2 separate regions of the Homo sapiens genome follow, and region 2 is linked to region 1. The links are chromatin loops, found by intact Hi-C in ENCODE. Cell type or tissue: PC-9. All regions are shown on one strand. Each heading gives the region's core, and the rest is flanking DNA. Links, peaks and the distances in the headings are about the cores only.

What was found. A loop is a pair of places that touch in the nucleus more often than their neighbours do. Peaks named below come from ENCODE experiments on the same cell type or tissue, not always from the same donor. Only the 100,000 strongest peaks of a DNase experiment are listed, where the experiment ranks them.
Region 2: it touches region 1 in a loop (5-fold over the local background); 10 of 110 quality-filtered maps call a loop at or near these places.

What each region holds. Positions count from the first base shown.
Region 1 is chr2:223,757,101-223,767,330 of GRCh38, forward strand. It overlaps AP1S3 (adaptor related protein complex 1 subunit sigma 3), which reads right to left. Exons shown (of 5, transcript NM_001039569.2): 4 at 8,113-8,250; 5 at 1-1,650. The coding sequence ends at 1,615. Among named protein-coding and RNA genes, the nearest start is that of AP1S3, 75 kb to the right of the region's middle. RefSeq lists a silencer at 3,812-4,106 and an enhancer at 4,629-4,998. In PC-9, for the core only: CTCF peaks have their summits at 2,825, 4,267 and 4,467; DNase peaks (open chromatin) are centred at 2,241, 2,611, 3,191 and 3,931; H3K4me3 peaks cover 2,120 bases; H3K27ac peaks cover 5,646 bases.
Region 2 is chr2:223,694,109-223,704,338 of GRCh38, forward strand. No RefSeq gene overlaps it. Among named protein-coding and RNA genes, the nearest start is that of SCG2, 97 kb to the left of the region's middle. RefSeq lists enhancers at 3,147-4,346, 4,996-6,195, 5,524-5,818. In PC-9, for the core only: no CTCF peak of the experiment used is centred there; DNase peaks (open chromatin) are centred at 2,793 and 5,613; H3K27ac peaks cover 3,567 bases.

The DNA of each region.
Region 1 (10,230 bases), core at 1,039-9,038:
TGCCTCAGCCCCCTGAGTAGCTGGGATTACAGGCACCTGCCACCATGCCCGGCTAATTTTTTTGTTTGTTTGAGACGAAGTCTCGCTCTGTCGCCCAGGCTGGAGTGCAGTGGCACAATCTCAGCTCACTGCAACTTCTGCCTCCCAGGTTCAAGCGATTCTCCTGCCTCAGCCTCCCAAGTAGCTGGGACTACAGGCACGCACCACCACTCCCGGCTAATTTTTGTATTTTTAATAGAGGTGGGGTTTCACCTTGTTGGCGAGGATGGTCTTGATCTCTTGACCTTGTGATCCGCCCACCTCTGCCTCCCAAAGTGCTGGAATTATAGGCATGAGCCACTGTACCCGGCCTAATTTTTGTATTTTTAGTAGAGATGGGGTTTCATCATATTGGCCAGGCTGCTCTCGAACTCCTGACCTCAAGTGATCCACCTGCCTCGGCCTCCCAAAGTGCTGGGATTACAGGTGTAAGCCACCACTCCCGGCCTACAAGCTATTTCCCTGTAATATGTCTGATCACTGTTAGGACCTGGTTATACAGAATTTTCATTCCAGGAAGCACAAATGTGATATACTTACAGTAATAATGGTCAGCAGCAAATCTTTTCTTTGGGGAGGAAAGGGTAAGAAAAGAAAAAAGAAGGAAAGGAATCTACCATATAGGCTGTGATAATCTTAAATGCTCTAAGTAAGCCATGTAATAAGTCTTCAAATGCATTAGAGATACATTAAAACATATTTGAAATGAAATTTCCAGCATCTAAGAGTGCTTGGAACGTGAATTTTAAAAAATAGTAGCAATAATTATTATTGCTATTAATTCTTATCATACTATTTTAGAATAATAAAGGAAGTCATAGATGCTGTATCTCTAGGTCTCTATAAACCTTAATAAATATATAGTTCATAGAAAACCTTATTGGAATGTCCCTTATATTCAATTAAAAGATAAATTAAAACCTCAGTCAAGATAGCAGCTTCTAAGGCATCAAAAACACTTATTAAGTTCTATACTCTTTGGTTATTTTCATAATCCCAATTCTAAAAAAAATAAATGAATTCAGCACATTAAAATCAGACATTTTGTATGTGAATTGCAGTTACAGTACTATTAAGTGTATGAAAAATGTCTAGCATTACATATAAACTCTGCACTATTAACATAATTTTGAATTATTATACAATTTAGAAAACTAAACATTTAGAAAAAGTATTAATGACATCATATATACTTTACATTCAAAATCATGGATTATTACAATATTGTGTCAAATGCAAAAAAAATTGCAGCTAATGTATCTAAACCAGCTTAAAAACATAACATGGAGTTAATACATTACAAATATTGTCTGTTGGGTTAGGTGGTAGTTACTTTAAACATTTAGAGCTACAAGTACCTATACAGTATAACACAGACACATAATTTTTTTTAATAATACAGACACATAGTAATTATAAATATGTTAAACAACTTTAACTTTGTTAGTTAACAAAGAATCCCTTTAAATTATTTTTGGCATGGTGCCTGAGGCTCCATCAAAAAACCGGATGGGAGGCGTTGCTTATTTACAGCTTCATAACATGTAGTGCTGGAGTCTTCAAGTAGATTTCCAGTTAAAATGTAGGCTTGTTCATGTATTCTTCCATTGTCTGAAAGCGAACAATAAATTAGAACAATTTTCCCTTTAAGTCACAGCCTTCCGCAGACTGTGAAATCTTCTGCATTCTTTTATTTATTTGCCATTGTTGAAAACAAGTTGTCAAAAGGATACATGGATATAAAATCTTTGCATTCTAATCAAAGTTTGAGTATAATTTGTATACACATCCATATGGGGCTGGAATTAAGTAACTTTCAACTGAGAAAAAGTTAAGCTTGATCATAAAGTGAATGTCTGATAAGAGAAATGCTTGGCCAGTGTGGTGCTCACGCCTGTAATACCAGCACTTTGGGAGGCTGAGGTGGGCAGATCACCTGAGGCCAGCCTGGCCAACATGACAAAACCCCATCTCGATGAAAAATACAAAAATTACCCGAGTGTGGTGGCATGCACCTGTATTCCCAGCTACTCGGGAAGCTGAGGCAGGAGAATTGCTTGAACCGGGAGGCGGAGGTTGAAGTGAGCCAAGATTGCACCACTGCACTCCAGCCTGGGTGACAGAGTGAGACTCCGTCTCAAAAACAAAAAAAAAAAAGAGAGAGAGAGAGAGATTGAAATGCTAAAGCAAAGTTGCCAAGATATCACTGTTGACTTAAGATAAACACGTTTGCTAAAATGATCAGGAGGACCACATCCAGGTACGTGTATTAGAGAATTCTGAATTACGTCTGTATAACATATGTATCGTTACCTATATTGTGCAGAGCATCTTTATTATACATATTGTCAAGACAAAAAAGATAAACAGACCAAAATTCTTAAGAATTTCTTTACTTCTCTACAAGGTTCACAGGAAAAAATGTATAGTTTCTGCCATATGTTTTCAAAGGCTTCCTCCCAAAGTATACAAATTATGTTTCTTTTTAACTTTTAAGTTCAGAGATACATGTGCAGGTTTGTTATAGAGGTAAACGTGTATCATGGGGATTTGTTATACAGATGATTTCATCATCCAGGTATTAAGCCTAGGACCCATGAGTCATTTTTCCTGATCCTCTCCCTCCTCCCACCCTCCACCCTCTGAAAGGCTCCAGTGTGTGTTGTTCCCTTCTATGTGTCCGTGTGTTCTCATCATTTAGCTCCCACTTTTAAGTGAGAACATGTGGCATTTGGTTTTCTGTCCCTGCACTAGTTTGCTCAGAATGATGGCCTCCAGCTCCATCCACGTCCCTGCAAAGGACATGATCTCATTCTTTTCATACTGTCCATCAGTTACTAAGTTTGCTAACATGCCCCAAAGCCATAATATTTTTTTTCAGCATTTAAAAAAAAATGTTTGAACAGACTCACAATTACAGGTAGAGTTCAAAGTTAACAGTGATGTTCCAGGTTCTATACCATGCAAGACAGATGGGCTTTCTCTTGCACACTCTCCTACTTTAAACATATATATTTGTGTCACACCAGGGCCCCAAGTTGAATCAATAAGAAAGCTCGAGAGGACAAAAAATCACCTGCCTCTTTCGTTTGAGTCACGATCTGCTCATTTAGCAATCCAAGTTCAACTTGTTCTTAAGCTTAAACTCCAGGGTATATGATTCATGTGAACCTGCCAGGAAATACGCTGACTGACATGGGCTGAAGATACCAAGGCTACTGGCCGAGCAAGATTGCTCAGGAGATACTAGGGCTAGAAATCTGCCCTTACCTTCAAAAGAGGTTTTCTAACTGGTTTTCACCAACTCTATCTAGAATTCCAGAGTTCTGCCAGAAAACATTTGTATTCAGTCATCCACATTTACTCAACAAAGCTCTCACCTCCTAAGTGGGCATTGGCCAAGACAGCCCCATACCCATCTACCCCTCTACAGATGCTGCCCGTGGGGTCTTTTAACTTAGCAGAGGGATCATACAGGCCATTGGGCCATGCTGGTTTTATGGAATCTAGAGTTTACACCATTTACATGGGAATACAAAGTTACAAATACAAAATCAGGTATAAAGTGTACTTAGAATGAGAAAAGAAACGACCACAGATTGTGAATTTTGAAGATGACAAATATCACAAAATAAAAAATGGTTGCATGTTATTTTCACGAATTAATTGCTTGACACTCCTCTATCATATATTATATTGTATGGCTACGTACTTTTTGCAGTTAAAATATCTTATTTTTGCAAAGTGGACAAAAACCCATGACCAGATGAGAGCATTGCTAGGCCCTGCCTGTAGCCTCGGGAGGGGCCTGGAGTTGACACTTTCCTGTCTTTGTGGTTCAGTGGCCTCTAGTCATTGGCACTGCTCACATCACCAGATGACTCAGTCTGCTAAACACCACACTGGCTGCCCTGTCTGAGCCGAGCCAGGCTGGTTACTCAAGCTATGTAAACCAATAAGGTAAAAGTTGGCATTTTCTTGAGCTTGCCACTTTAAAGGTTTGGGGCAGACTTTTAGAGCTGGCAGAACCTTAGTTGCTCTTACCTTCTCAAGACAGGAGCTGGAGTCTGTATCTTGGGTCCTCTTCTGGATACATCTAGCTCTGCTGTGTTTCTTATGCATATAGCACAGTGTATGTTATGACTTCCTACTGCATTGTGGTTTGGCCTAGCTGTTAACATGGTTTACGCTTTTAAGGGTGACAGTGTTAGGGTGCACCTAGCAGTTTCGCCTGCATCCACACGAGGGCACATAGAATCCTATTGCTCATGAGATACAATCTGACCCTCCCCTTCTTTTTTTTGAGACAGGGTCTCACTCTGTCACCCAGGCTGAAGTGCAGTGGTGCGATTACCGCTCACTGCAGCCTTGACCTCTCGGGCTCAAGTGATCCTTTCACCTTAGCCTTCCGAGTAGCTGGAATTACAGGTGTACACCACCATGCCTGGCTAATTTTATTACTTTTTGTAGAGACAAGGTTCTCACTATGTTGCCTAGGCTGGTCTCAAAACTCCTGGGCTCAAGCGGTCCTTCCGCATCAGCCTTCTGAGTAGCTGGGATTACAGGTGCACACCACCACACCTGGCTAATTTTATCATTTTTCTGTAGAGACAAGGTTCTCACTATGTTGCCTAGGCTGATCTCAAACTCTTGACTTAAGCAGTCTTCCTGCCTGGGACTCCCAAAGTGCTGGGAATACAGGCATGAGCCATCGCATCTGGCCTTGAGCCTCCCTTCTTGGCAGGCTGTTAGTTGGGGTAAAATATCTACTGTTTGTCGCTCCTACCTATTGCAAGTCCTGTGGTTAATGACCACTATCGCCTTTGAGAGTTTCATTTTCTTTTCTTTTTTGAGACAGAGTCTCACTCTGCCGCCCAGGCTAGAGTGCAGTGGCATGATCTCGGCTCACTGCAACCTCCGCCCCCTGGGTTCAAGCGATTCTCCTGCCTCAGCCTCCTGAGTAGCTGGGATTACAGGAGCCCACCACTGCACCTGGCTAATTTTTGTATTTTTAGTAGAGACGGAGTTTCACCATCTTGGCCAGGCTGGTCTTGAACACCTGACCTCGTGATCCACCTGCCTCGGCCCAAAGTGCTGGGATTATAGGCATGAGCCATTGTGCCCAGCAATTTTTTTTTTTTTTTTTTTTTTGAGATGGAGTCTTGCTCTGTCACCCAGGCTGGAGTGCAGTGGTGGAATCTCGGCTCACTGCAATCTCTGCCTTCTGGGTTCAAGCAAATCTCCTGCCTCAGCCTCCCAAGTAGCTGGGGTTACAGATGTGTACCACCACACCTGGCTAATTTTTGTATTTTTAGTAGGGATGGGATTTTGCCATGTTGGCTAGGCTGGCCTCGAACTCGTGGCCTCAAGTGATCCGCCCACCTCGGCCTCCCAAAGTGTTGGGCTTACAGACGTGAGCCACCACGCCCAGACAGAGGGTTTAATTTTCCTTCTAATAACTTTGTGCCATTGTCCACATTGTTGTTACCCCCAAATAAGTATTCCCAACCAAGTAAACAGTTCCTTTCTTTTCCTCTTATCAACATCTAGCCACCACACGCTCAGAATAAGCTTTGAGCATTTGGAGATTTGAGGCTATGTCTTCTTACTAAATCCGCAGGCAGGTGTAGCTTTTTAAAAGTTATTATTCTAAGAAACTGTTATTAAGTAGGAGCTAGAGAAAAGTCTTAGGGGCTACTGAAGATTGACAGCTGTTCTCACAGCTAAAGCAATGTCACAAAGGCCTCCCTTAACCTTCAGTAACTACAAATATATGATTGGGTCCAAAGGACAGGAAAAAAAAAAAAGCAGTAATTATTTTCCTTTATGCAAGTATACTACTGGCTCCTATCCAGTTGAAACCTCTTAAGCAGGCAAGATATGCAAAGTCAATTCTTCAACAAGCTCCCCAGAATATTTACTGACTTCACTGAATACCAGAGCCCAAGAGAACACTAATAACACTCTCTGTATTTGGCAAGTGTTGTTAGCGCAACAGAAGAGACTGAGAGGGTGGCCATGACATTGCCTGCTCACCATAGGGACACCAGGGCTAAATGCAAGGTCCCCTGAGACCTACCCATCAAGCCCCTCCACTCATTCACCAATTAGCATTTAATTGTGAAAGAGCTCACTCTTGAAACACTTACTTCCTAGATTTAAATGGAACCAGCAACACCAGATTTATGACAACCTTTTTAAAACATTTCCTAATTTGAGAGGATTTCAAATTAACCCAGGTGTGTCTTGGCCCCCAATTCAGCTTTAATTACTGAAGTGCCAAAGACTCCGTTAAAAACTCTGTTTCTCCTGTAAGGAGACTCCACAGTCAGGACCCTGAGGTCCTGAAGTTAAAAAAAAACCTCCACCCCCTCCACCTGCCCCCAACTCCCAGAGTATTTTATGAAACACTGTTTTGTGAAATTTCCAAACCACTGATTTCTCAAATACCTTGTAAAGTTTTCCTCCCTGTGGCATTTGGAGACAGCCAAATCAACATCAGAGAGTTTAGATGCACTTTTTGAGGTCAGACACCTCTGGTAATGAATGCATTGGCCTTCTAATAGGCACACGCAGCTGCTTACGGCACCCACTCAAATAGATGTTTTCCTCCACATCCATTCACCAGAGGACTGATGCTCTGGCTGGGCAGGAGCAAGTAATCAGCCTAAAGATGCACCAAAACAGTTGCTGGGAATTCACACCTAATGGTGTTTTGTTAATTTAATCACCCTCTTCCAAATAGCAGGAAAAAAGTAGCTTTAATGCCAGTTTTACTTATTTATTTATTTATTTATTTTGAGATGGAGTCTCGCTCTGTCACCCAGGTGGTGCTGTGGTGCTATCTCAGCTCACTGCAACCTCCGCCTCCCGGGTTCCAGTGGTTCTACTGCCTCAGCCTCCCAAGTAGCTGGGATTACAGGCACACATCCCCATGCCCGGCTAATTTTTGTGTTGTTAGTAGAGATGGGGTTTCACCACATTGGCCAGGCTGGTCTTGAACTCCTAGCCTCAAGTGATCTGCCTGCCTCGGCCTCCCAAAGTGCTGGGATTACAGGAGTGAGCCACCGCATCCGGCCAAATGCTGATTTTAAAAAGGTGCTTTACAATGCTCTGGATCCTCTTGACCTACTTATTTGAAAATAGGAAGATGGGAAGACCCACTGAGGCTGTGGGAAGAAGAATCTAGGGGTGGCAGGTCTGGGATGGAACCCAGCCCCTCAGAGCATCTCATTTGGGAGGGCAGAGGTCAGTGGGGTGAAGTGCTCTTTCTCACAGTGTCCTGGGAGGAATGGAGGGGCTGATGTAGGTAAGTTCCCTGAGGAGGTATGATGCAAATCTGTGCGGCTTCTAAAAGAACATTCCCACTTTATTTTATATAGAAATCCCAGAGTCCAGGGCAGTACAAAATGGATGCTTCTGGGCCCATTTATACCTTGGCAAGCAAACCACAGTGTTCCCAATTTCTTTATGCAAGCAGGAGCACACATACAGCCTTCCCAAAAGGTGTAAGAAATTTTAATTAAAATGATAAATGCCATGCTCAATAATAAAGCTTTAATATCTCTGGCAAACAAAATAACAATGTACTGCTATTCTCCTTTCCCAGGGAAGCATAGGTATTTTAATGAAAGTCTTTTTATACATCTCATAAAATTATTCTTGAAAAGAATAGCACTAAGTATTTGATACCTTTTTGGCAGTGAAGGACTCTTGCACTCCAAAGCTCATCCAAATGTGAAGAGCAAAGACTCTAAAGCCCAATTGCCTGGGTTCAAATCTCTATGCCACACTTCCTAGTGGAATAGAGGAATTCCACACTTCCTGTGTGAAATTGAGCAGGTCATTTAACCTCTTGGTGTCTCAGTTTACTCATCTGTAAAGTGGGAGTAACAATACCACCTACTTTTTCGAGTTGTTGTGAGGATTAAATAAGCTAATACATATAAATAGTTTAGAAACTGTACCCAGCACAGAGTAAGTACTCAGTAAGTCTGGTTAATATTATAATTATTAACACCATCATCATCATCATCATCATCTTTCTCCCATGGTTTGGGAAACCGTACTGACCTCCTGTAACATATCAGAGTCTTCAATGGCTTTGACAGCAATTTTCTTGGATGTTTCCTGAATTTCCCCACCTATTATAAACTCGTCCAGGATGAAATAAGCCTTTTCAAAATTAAAGATAATATCCAGCTCACAGACCTGGTGGGACAAAAACAAACGTTTTGATAAACTTGCAGTTGTATCAGGGGAAACATCTGCCCGAATCTCGAGCTTTTTCAGTTTGCACTCATGTGGCGTACCAAAAATAAAAATATCAGATGGCATTTTAAGGACAGAAAAAAAGAACAGGGAATGTCAGGCCTTTAATAAATGGAATGCTACATTCTATTAAAGCAAAGCACATCCTTAGATAATAATGTTTTGTGTTACAACAGGAAATTTGAGGCTCAGTAAGGGAATGAGGCCACTCGGCTCCTCTTCCTATCTGCACCAAGAAAACTGAGCCCCAGCTGCATTCCAGGAAGGAGGGCAGAGCTTTGTTTCTCCTGCTCTCTGCTCTGTAAATCTTGGCTTCTAGCTTTAGAACTCTCTCAGAAACTAATTCTTCAGAGGAAAATTAGCTCAACTGTGCTAATTTTTCTCAAAATTATGTCACAGCCAGTGGTTCTCAAACTCATTCCAAAGGCTCATTAAAACACACTGGTGCTACAGCCCACCCCCAGAGTTTATGACTCAGGAGGTCTAGATGAGAACTGAGAATCTGCACTTTTAACAGGTTCCCAGGTGATGCTGAGGCCGCCGGACTGCGGGATTTCACATCCAGAATCCCTGGCGCGGATCAAAGCAGAGTCTGATAGATTTTGGTGTTTATTTAAGTGTAGCAAGTATGGCAAGATCACTCCCATCATCCAAATAAAGCTCATTTCCCGTACTCACACACCATCCTTGCTGTCTTACTCCCTACTTATTCCTCTACTCACTGACACCTTCTCTTTCCATACCATACCCCACCCACCCAACTGAAGCTGTTCTCCTGAAACTCTGCTCATTGAGTCTCCAGACTGCATAAATGTCTTCTTTTGAGAAGCGTCTGTTCATATCCTTCGCCCACTTTTTGATGGGGTTGTTTTTTTTCTTGTACATTTGTTTAAGTTCTTTGTAGATTCTGGATATTAGCCCTTTGTCAGATGGATAGATTGCAAAAGTTTTCTCCCATTCTGTTGGTTGCCTGTTCACTCTGATGATACTTTCTTTTGCTGTGCAGAAGCTCTTTAGTTTAATTGGATCCCATTTGTCTATTTTAGCTTTTGTCACTAGTCATTAGAAAAATGCAAATCAAAAACTACAATGAGATACCATCTCATGCCAGTTAGAATGGCGATCATTAAAAAGTCAGGAAACAACAGATGCTGGAGAGGATGTGGAGAAATAGGAATGCTTTTACACTGTTGGTGGGAGTGTAAATTAGTTCAACCATTGTGGAAGACAGTGTGGTGATTCCTCAAGGATCTAGAGCCAGAAATACCATTTGACCCGGCAATCCCATTACTGGGTATATACCAAAGGATTATAAATCATTCTACTATAAAGACACATGCACATGTATGTTTGTTGCAGCACTGTTCACAGTAGCAAAGACTTGGAACCAACCCAAATGCCCATCAATGATAGACTGGATAAATAAAATGTGGGACATATACACCATGGAATACTATGCAGCCATAAAAAAAGATGAGTTCATGTCCTTTGCAGGGACACAGATGAAGATGGAAACCATCATTCTCAGCAAACTACTACAAGAATAGAAAACCAAACACGGCATGTTCTCACTCATAAGTAGGAGTTGAACAATGAGAACACATGGACACAGGGAGGGGAACATCACACACCGGAGTGTGTTGGGGGGTGGGGGGCAAAATACCTAATGTAGATGGCAGGTTGATGAGTGCAGCAAACCACCATGGCACATAAATACCTATGTAACAAACCTGCACATTCTGTGCATGTATCCCAGAACTTAAAGTGTAATTTTAGAAAAAGGGAGGAGAAAAAAAAAAGAAAGAAAGTCTCCAGACCTCCCCAACGTTTACCTCTCAGCCACATGTGGTACTCTTCACCAATCTCTCTTCCTTGAAAATCTCTTCTCCCTTGCTCCCCTGATTTTGGCAATACCACTTA
Region 2 (10,230 bases), core at 1,329-9,328, 63 kb before region 1:
CCTCCACCCCCCAGGTTCAAGCTATTCTCCTGCCTCAGCCTCCCAAGTAGCGGGGATTACATGTGCCCATCACCACGCCTGGTTAATTTTTTGTAACTTTAGTAGAGACAGGGTTTCACCATGTTGGCCAGGCTGGTCTCAAACTCCTGACCTCAGGTGATCCACCCTCCTCGGCCTCCCAAAGTGCTAGGATTACAGGCATGAGCCACTGCGCCCAGCAAAAGATTAGTATTTAAACATATGAAAGACTGAGCCACTTTGAGATGCCTCACCTTTCACCATTTGTTTCTTGCACATCAGTTGCTACGTACCTTATCCAAGCTTGCGAGTGTGTTTGACTCTCTCCTCTCTATCCACTCTTCTCAAAGATGTCCAAGAGCCAGCATGGAGAATTTGGTGCCTTCTTCCTGCTACCCCAGCTGTCCCTGGCTGCTCTGTTTGTGCAAGAAGCTTGTTAGTCAATAGAATCTGTCTGTCAATGATTCTCATCCCGGACTGCATATTAAAATCACCTTGGGAGGCCTTAAATGATGCTGACCTCTCAACCTCGGATTTTCTCATTTAATTAGTTGGGAAAAGGGCCCATTGATATTTTTAAAACCTCCTGGTGATTCTAATATTCAGCAAGTTTGAGAACCACTGAACTAATGTGTTCCCAGTTTTATGAATGAGTGGGCCGCAGTCCTGCTGCATCAGAATCATCTAAGAGGATTACTAAAAGGGTAAAATGCCTGGCCATGGTGGCTCACACCTGCAATCCCAACACTTTGGGAGGCAGAGGCAGAAATGGGAGGATCACTTGAGCCCAGGAGTTCGCGACCAGCCCAGGCAACACAGTGAGAACCCCATCTCTACAAAAAATTAGCCAGGTATGGTGGCACATGCCCATAGTTTCAGCTACTTGGGAGACTGAGATGGGAGGATTACCTGAGCCCACGAGTTTGAGGCTGCAGTGAGCTGTGATCACTCCACTGCACTGCAGCCTGGGCAACAGAGCAAGACCCTGTCTCTAATGAACAATCAATCAATGTAAACCTCCAGGTGTTACTCCAAACCTACTAAATCAAACTCTGTGGGATGGAGGCCCAGACATCTTTCTATACATTCCAAGTGATACTGAAAACTTAAAAATCAGTATTCTGTTTGGTTTTTTGTTTTTGTTTTTGTTTTTTGTTTTTTTGGAGGGGGAGGCTGTCACTCTGTCACCCAGACTGGAGTGCAGTGGCATGATCACAGCTCACTGCAACCTCTACCTTCCAGGTTCAAGCAATTCTTGTGCCTCAGCCTCCCAAGTAGCTGGGATTACAGGTGTGTGCCACAAGTCAGGCTAATTTTTGTATTTTTAGTAGAGACAGGTTTTTGCCATGTTGGCCGGGCTGGTCTCGAACTCCTGGCCTCAAGTGATCCTCCCACCTCAGCTTCCCAAAGTGCTGAGATTATAGGCATGAGCTACCATGCCTGGCCCAAAAATCACTGTTCTGAAACAGTAGTTTCCATGTTTTTTTTGATGGAGCTCACTTTCTGTCACTCCAGAGCAAGGCCATGAAGCTGTGACATCCCAGCCTAGCCCTTGATAGCACGCACTGTTGGTTAGCTTACCCAACAGGCAATTCTAGCCCTTCTCCCCTTCCTTCCTTCTTTCCTTCCTTCCTTCCGCTATAGCTGCTGGAAAAGCTCAACACTCCCTCTTGCAGGCTCCCTCACAGCTGGTAAGGGCAACAGGACCCAATTTAGCCAGTCTTCAAAGGGGTAGTCTGCCAATGGGATTGAGAATATCTTGTTTCTTCATAAAAGGACTTTGCAAGTTCCATGTTCCTGGCTACCGTTTTCCTCTTCTTCCTGCCTTGAAACCGGCTGTGATGCCTTCTTCTGACCGTGTAAGGGCAAGGATAGCCACAAAAGGCCAACACGCTAAGGCTGATGGAGTAAAAGAGTGGAAAAACCTGGATCTTTGATATTGTTAAGAAGCCCACACATGCTTTCAGCATTTCTAACTGATAAAGCATCCCACCTTCCTCATTATCCACTCCAGAGAGAAATCACATTTAAAGAAGCATGACTGAAGTCTCCATTTTTCTTCCTTTTCAAATATTTAATATTGTCCAAGGATTAGTCTACAAAGCCTAATGCATGAACTGTTGTACCCAAGTCTCTACCTCCACCTCCACTTCACTCTGTCTAATCGTGGAAGCCTTTCATTCCACACCCCACATTCTGCAGCCCCCAGACCCCCATCCCAGAAAGAACTGTCTCACCCAGGTCCTCCTGCTCCACCATCTAGGTTCCTCGAGTCCTTCTTTCCTCTCCCCAGTGCTCTCCCTTCCCTCCAGAGAGAATGCACTCTCCCCCTTCTCTTCTAAGAAGAGAACGAAGCAGGAAGAAGCTAAGCAGAGAACAGGGGAGTGGGAAAGCTGTGGACCCTTAACATGAAGGATTTTTAACTGTTCACAGAGAAAACCCAGTGTTTCAGAACACATAGACTCAGATGTCCTAGGACTGAAGGCTAAGGGGAGAGAGCAGTAGGCCGCTGCCCACACTCATCCACAAAAGTTTAGCACATCCGTTCTAAAGTCAGGCTACCCTTCCTAATAACCACTGGAGCTTTCCAAATTACAGATTAAACTCTGATTCAATAGATCTAGAATCCAGAAATTCTGATTCAATAGATCTAGGTGAGGCTCAGACATCTGTTTTTAAAAGCTTCCCAGATGACTGATGAGCAGCCAAGGTCAATAACCCCAGGTAGTAGACGACAGCTGGAGAAACAACTCTCCATTGTCAACAGCAACTCTCAATTAAACAAGGAAATCTTGTCCTTTCCTCTCCTCTCCACTTAAAGTCATTCAAACTATGACTAAGGTAGTACTCAGCCCTCTGTTCAGTGAGATTTCATTTTACCTAATCAGAAAGAACTTTCAACTTGACAGAAAATGTGGATTCCATCCTTGGTTCCCCTAGAATCTTTCTCACATAAATACTTTAGCACCAAGCAAGCATGGCCTAGTCTTCTGGTGTTTTTATATCAAATCATATTACTTTATTCACAAATTACTTCTGATAAATGACCCTGGCTAGCAGTCAAACTGAATTTTTATAGTGAACAAATACTTCTTGAAGAGACTGAAACTCTTCAGACTCATTCAAACATTTTCAGAACTTGACAAACATAGACACTATAATTATGCATAGTAGTTCTGATTGTATCTTTGGACCACATTTTACTTAGCATTGTAAGCTGATCTGTTTCCAAGAGAGAAAGAAAGAAATATCTTAGTCTGTTTCTTATTATGAAATTTAATTATTAATGAAACTCCTTTACCTTTTAGAACTATTCTTAGGATCTCCAGATGCAAGATGAAATTATTGGTGAATGCCATCATGAGGTAATGGCAACATGTCAAATAGAAAGAATGTGTTATTTTTAAAGGCTCTGAAAGAATTTGGTGAATTTTAATTATAAAGTCACAGACCTAATATTTTATCACTTTCCATCCCATGTATGTCATCCCTAGATAATATTTTCCAACTTTTCTTTTTCTCAGGCTCCTGCTCTCTAGAACAAGGGTGATTATCCACATGGCTGCTAACCTTATGAGCACGTTGAGACACTGGATACGTTAGAGAGTGTAGCACACTGGAAAAAAACTACTAAATGAAAAGTATAATTTCCATAGCTAAAAGATGTTTATCATTAGTACCAGTTATTAGCTCATCTATTTAAAGGAAATGACTCTCCATAGAAACTGATCTTCCTTCATTGAATATGTTGGCCTTAATGAGATTGAGGCCTTGTAATTACCAGGAGAAGGAAAGATCATTTGAATTGGTACTATTCCATAAGGCTGTCCTTTTCATTTATTTCTCATGAATCATGTGAACTACTGGGAGGTCTCATACCCATGCTTTTCATTAAGGAACAGGTAACGCATTTAACTTTGATTTTATGACTCAGTCTCGAGAACGCTATGATCTGACCTCTGGGGTTTAGAAATAAACCACTTTCTCATCAATACTGGAATCATTCAGGAGGAGCTGGGAGACTGGTTTTATCCAGCACACACACAAAAGTGCATTTTACAAAAGCAGAGAAAATAGTCACAGGAGGACGATGGGAGTTGTCCGACAAAGAACAAAGCAGAGCACCCACTTGGGTCTGGGGCCTGGAGGGTCATTCTTTTTGACATAGCAGCTTCCAGGGGTGATTCACCACCTGCATTTGGGAGCAGAGATTTCCACTTGTCTGATACGAGCAGTAGATCATCTATGACTTTGTGCAACCATGTTGTCATTTAAAGCACAACTAGATTCTAACTTTAGGGGGAGCTATTCTTGGGGCCAGGCTGGGCTGAGGGCAAGCGATCTGTGTCCTTGGTAGGTAGAACAACATAAGTATATCCCCTCACCCCCATGACTACCTTCTCTCCACCTCACAGTCTTGCTTTTTCTAACATGTTCTCAGCATAGCCTTACCTATTCACATGTTACTCTTCAGAAATGTGTTGTTGAAAAAGAATCCACATTTGAACAATGTGCTAAGGAGAACAACTACATATCCTCCCTCATCTTCCCCTGGCTATGCTTCTGATTGTCATTCAAGGATTTTACAGGTTCACAAAATAATGTCATCCCTGTCCTAAAGAAGGAGAAACTCTGGGATGTATTCTCCAAAATGACTTTGTATAGACTCTTGGAACAAGCCAAGGCTGAAGCTATTTTGGCCCAGAGCTTATCCTTTCCCAGAGGTTATTTCTTACCTCCAAATGGATTCGTTCTGATGAAGGGGCAGTTTTTGCTCATGACAAACAAGCACAAGCACAGAGGAGAAAATTATTATTTTGATTTGGAAACTGAATTTGGGAAGCAGGTGAAGTAATTGTCAGGTAAGTAAAGGAAAGTAACCATTGAAAGGCAGTATATTTTTGACCCCATTTTAAAACTTGATCTCAGGCATAGGCAAAACTGGTTCCAACCAAGATTTGTTTACTTGGGTTATACTGGAGGCAGAAAAGTTAATGTGAAGGCTAGAAAGAGTTTGAAGGAGAAAGAGTTTATAAGAAAGGAAAGTGAGAAAAAAGAGAAGTTGTACCACCCAAACTATCTAGTCAACATTTAATGGTATTTTATGGGCTGCCCATCAAAGTTACTTAATATATATTTAAAAGAAAATGGGGGCTGGGCGTTGTGGCTCACGCCTGTAATCCCAACACTTTGGGAGGCCAAGGCGGGCAGATCACGAGCTCAAGAGATCGAGACAATCCTGGCCAACATGGTGAAACCCCATCTCTACTAAAAATACAAAAATTAGCTGGGCATGGTGGCACATGGCTGTAATACCAGCTACTCGGGAGTCTGAGGCAGAAGAATCACTTGAACCCAGGAGGCGGAGGTTGCAGCAAGCCGAGATCGGGCCACTGCACTCCAGCCTGGAGACAGAGTGAGACTCCATCTCAAAAAAAAAAAGAAAAGAATAAAGAAAATGGGAATGTCATTATATACCTCCCTACCTAGTCACAAAGAACATAAGGTACTTTGGAGTTTATTGAGACCTTTTGCGTAGAACTGAATGAACAAAGACGTGTTATGACTCAGTGACTCACTAAAGGAAATGAGTCATAAGATGGTGTATTTAGTTGTTTGAGCTTCAGCATCACACTCAGCCAATCTGACATTGTTTATTGAAAATGGAGAAGTGAAGTTAGTGAATGCTATGTCTATTATTGAGATCTTTATTTTCCAACATAAAATACATTTCTCAACTCCATGACTTTGAATTCAAACTTATAGTGAAATTCATTCTCAAAAGCATTTTCTTGGTTTTAGATTTTATTCTTCTTCTTCTTCTTTTGAGTAAACATCTGCATTGACAATGGAACTTGCTAAAATTACAGGAAACTCATAAATACAATGAAATAATCTACAATCTCTTGCCATGGGTCACGTAAATCCATATGTATTAAAAAGAAATCAAATTAACAATTTGAAAAACCAGTCATGGCCACTCCACAGCAGCCAACATCATAAAATCTACAACTCCAGGGTCTAGAACATGTTTAGTAATTTTATCTAATAAACTGGAAAATGTAAAATGTTTCATCTCAGGGGAAAAAATGATATTAAATTTCTGTTACATTTGGTTCTCTTATATCCATTCAGACCCCTGGATTCATATTCATGATGGATAAACACCTCTTTCTAAGGCCAAGTGAGCCCATGAGATGATAACATGCTCTCTAATCCTACTATTATTTTCTCTTTGTTTTTTTATGGTTCTTTTAATCTGTTTATCTACATGACAAGCAAGTAGTAGAAATATGTCGAATTTCTGAGTTCTTATAGTATTCTTTTACGACTAGGTATGACCTAGCTAATCTTGTTAGCTAGTCGGAACAGTTGGTGAGACAACTGTTTGGCAGCCTCTATTCATTTGTTCATTTGCTTCTTTTACCACCAAAACATAGGATGAAATTTTCTACTGGTTTTAACTTAATTTTCATCCCAAGTTAGTGCAACTGGTGTATGTATGAAGCCGTAGCTGCATAACCCGGGTAGGACTGAAGCCAGGAACATCAGTGCCCAATCTTAGCTGCCCTGCAGAGCCCAGCTGAGGGGAACGTGCCAGGGTGATTTGATCGTTTAGTCTGCTGAATTATCTGTCAGAATTTTTCAGAATGGAGCTACAAGTGAGGGGTACTGTTTATAAAGAGGAAACAGCCTCCATAAGCAAGTATTAATTCCATGATGAGGAAGCAACCCCAAAAGGTAGAAATATTGGCTGGGCGCCGTGGCTTATGCCTGTAATCCCAGCACTTTGGGGGGCCAAGGTGGGTGGATCACCTGAGATCAGGAGTTCAAGACCAGCCTGGCCAACATGGCAAAACCTCATCTCTACTAAAAATACAGAAATTAGCCGGATGTGATGGCGGGCGCCTGTAGTACCAGCTACTCGGGAGGCTGAGGCAGGAGAATTGCTTGAACCCAAGAGGCAGAGGTTGCAGTGAGCTGAGATCATGCCACTGCACTCCAGCCTGGGTGACATAGCAAGACTCTGTCTCAAAAAAAAATAAAATAAAATAAAATAAAACAAAAGAGGTAGAAATATTTAATTAAGGTGCCTATTTCTAGTAGTAAGTACTTATAGAACATTTACCATGTGCCAGATACATTGTCATTTAAGGTACCTTACATATATGGACTCAATCTTCAACCACATAAGAGTGCCATTGTTTTATTTATTTATTTATCTATTTATTTTTATTTATTTTGAGACAGGGTCTCACTCTGTCGCCCAGGCTGGAGTGCAGTGGCACCAAGCAATTCTCCTGCCTCAGCCTCCCAAGTAACTAGGGTTACAGGTCCGTGCCACCATGCCAGGCTAATTTTTGTATTATTAGTGGAGACAGGGTTTCACCATGTTGGCCAGGCTGGTCTCAAACTCCTGACCTCAGGTGATCCTCCCCCCTCCACCTCCCAAAGAGCTGGGATTATAGGCGTGAGCCACTGCACACGGCCTGAGGATACCATTATTATTATCTCCATATTAAGAATGAAGAGATTAAAAGTCAGAGGTTAAGTAAATTGCCAATGTCACACAGCTGGAAAGTGGCGCTGCCAGTATTTCAAGTCTAGTTCAGAGTCTGTGCTCTTAACCAGTATGTTGTACTGCCATTTATAGACAATAAAGGAAAGTTCTACTTATTGATGAAGTGTATTTCTAGAAATGGGGTCAGAAAACCTTACAGTTAAAAGCACCACTTTTTTCTATAATCTCCATGTAGTCAGCAGTTACTCTAGGTGGTGATCTTAATTGGAAAGGAACAATACAGATTTAAATTTAAACCAGAAGAAACTGACGAGTCAGCTGCTCAAGCAGACAAATGGAATGAGACTATATGGGCAGCATCAGATATATCAACCAGAGAAATTCAGGGTAGCAAGAATTAGAGACTGCCTGTCACAGAAACAAGTATATACTGGGCTCCCTACTCTGGATTGCTATGGCAACAAGCTATATACACCAGATGATTTAGCAATTGGTATAAATTGTCTCAGGTTGTTCAAAACATTTCATCTTCTCTTCCCAATAACATAGTAACTTATCCAAAGTTTGAACTTGTATTGTCCTTGGGTATCTCCCAACATATTCCATCCATTGTTAAAATCAAAATGGTATTTAACACATTTGTTCTTTATGAATTTCATTTTCCATAATATTCTTTTATTATATAACAATTAATATACATAATCACAAAAGCGAGATGCATTTTTTTTTTTTTTTGATACAGAGTCTCGGTCTATCACCCAGGCTGGAGTACAGGGGTGTGACCTTGGCTCACTGCAACCTCCGCCTCCTAGGTTCAAGCTATTCTCCTGCCTCAGCTTCCTGAGTAACTGGGATTACAAGCACCTGCCACCACACCCGGCTAATAACAATATGCATTCTTGATAGCAATTTAAGAATTAAAGTATGCACACACAAAAATTACTTATTTTATCACTATACTTATGCTTTGGTTTGTCTTCTGTCTCCCTCTCAGTGTCTCTCAAGATTGTCATGAGATTTGAATGAGATAGCATGCAAAGTACACAGTACCGTGACTCGCATCAAGTGTTCAAGAAATGGAAGTTATTATTAAGGTAGTGATTACTATTTTTATTTTATGTATTTCTGAAGGGAAGATTTCTAAAAGTAAAATTGTTCCTTAGGCAGGGTGCGGTGGCTCACGCCTGTAATCTCAGCACTTTGGGAGGCCAAGGCAGGCAGATCATGAGGTCAAGAGATTGAGACCATCCTGGCTAACACAGTGAAACCCCGTCTCTACTAAAAAGCACAAAACAATTAGCCGGGCGTGGTGGCAGGCGCCTGTAGTCCCAGCTACTCGGGAGGCTGAGGCAGGAGAATGGCGTGAACCCAGGAGGCCAAGCTTGCAGTAAGCCAAGATCACACCACTGCACTCCAGCCTGGGCAACAGAGCAAGACTCCATCTCAAAGAAAAAAAAAATTGTTCTTTAGAGAGCATGCACATTTTAAATTTTACCAGTAACTGACAAAGTTCCCTCAATTTACCATTTGGGAAATTTACCAATTTCCCATACCAACTCACATTCCCACACAGTATAAGACCTTTCCCCACATCTAAATACTAAATACTATCAACGCTTATGTTTTCACTAGTTTGGGTGAAACATGATAATTCAGTTTAATTTGTATTTCTATTTGTGAGTGAATTAAGCATCTTTTTATGATCATTATTATTAGACATTTGGTGCAGTGGGATTCTGTTCAAATCCTTTCTTCATTTTTTGTATTGGGTTATTTTTCTTCTCTCACTGATTTTTAATAGCACCTTCTATTTCGTGGGTGTTCATTCTCTGTCTCCATCTGCAAATATTTTCTCCAGTTTTCTCAAAGTCTTTTAACTATGTTCATGGTATATTTTATGATTCTAAAATTTAAAAATTGTATGTATTCAAATACATCAATATTTCCCTTTATGGTTTCTGTGTTTGAGGCTTTTCCTGGGAAGGTCTTCCCCATTTCAATATTTATAAAAATATTTCCCTACTGTTTTATTATTTTAGCATACTAATACAATTGTTTAATATATCTGGAGTGGATGTGTATGTGCCTGTGAGATAAAGCTCTGCGTTTTTAATTTTGTGGCTCTCCATTCGTACCTATTAACACTGGTCAAATTTTAGAGTTCTTCCTTTTATTACAATACAAAATGTTATATGTAATCCAAGAAATAATACTAGGAGCCAAAATCTGTATAAGATTCTACAAACAGGCTGGGTGCAGTGGCTCATGCCTGTAATCCCAACACTTTGGGAGATCAAGGCAGGCAGATCACTTGAGGTCAGGAGTTCAAGACCAGCCTGGCCAACATGGCGAAATCCTGTCTCTACTAAAAATACAAAAATTATCTAGGCGTGGTGAGAGGCACCTGTAGTCCCAGCTACTGGGGAGGCCGAGGCATGAAAATCACTTGAACTTGGGAGGCAGAGGTTGCAGTGAACTGAGATCGCACCACTGCACTTCAGGGGGATAGAGCAAGACTGTCTCTAAAAAAAAAAAAACTAACTAAATAAATAAATAAAATAAAAAAGATTCCACAAACATACCATCTTACCCAGCACTTCTTTGTACAAACTATGATTCAATGTTTTTAGTCTCAATCTCACTGATGGAGAAATTGAGGATCAGAGAGTTTAAGCAACTTGATCAAGGTC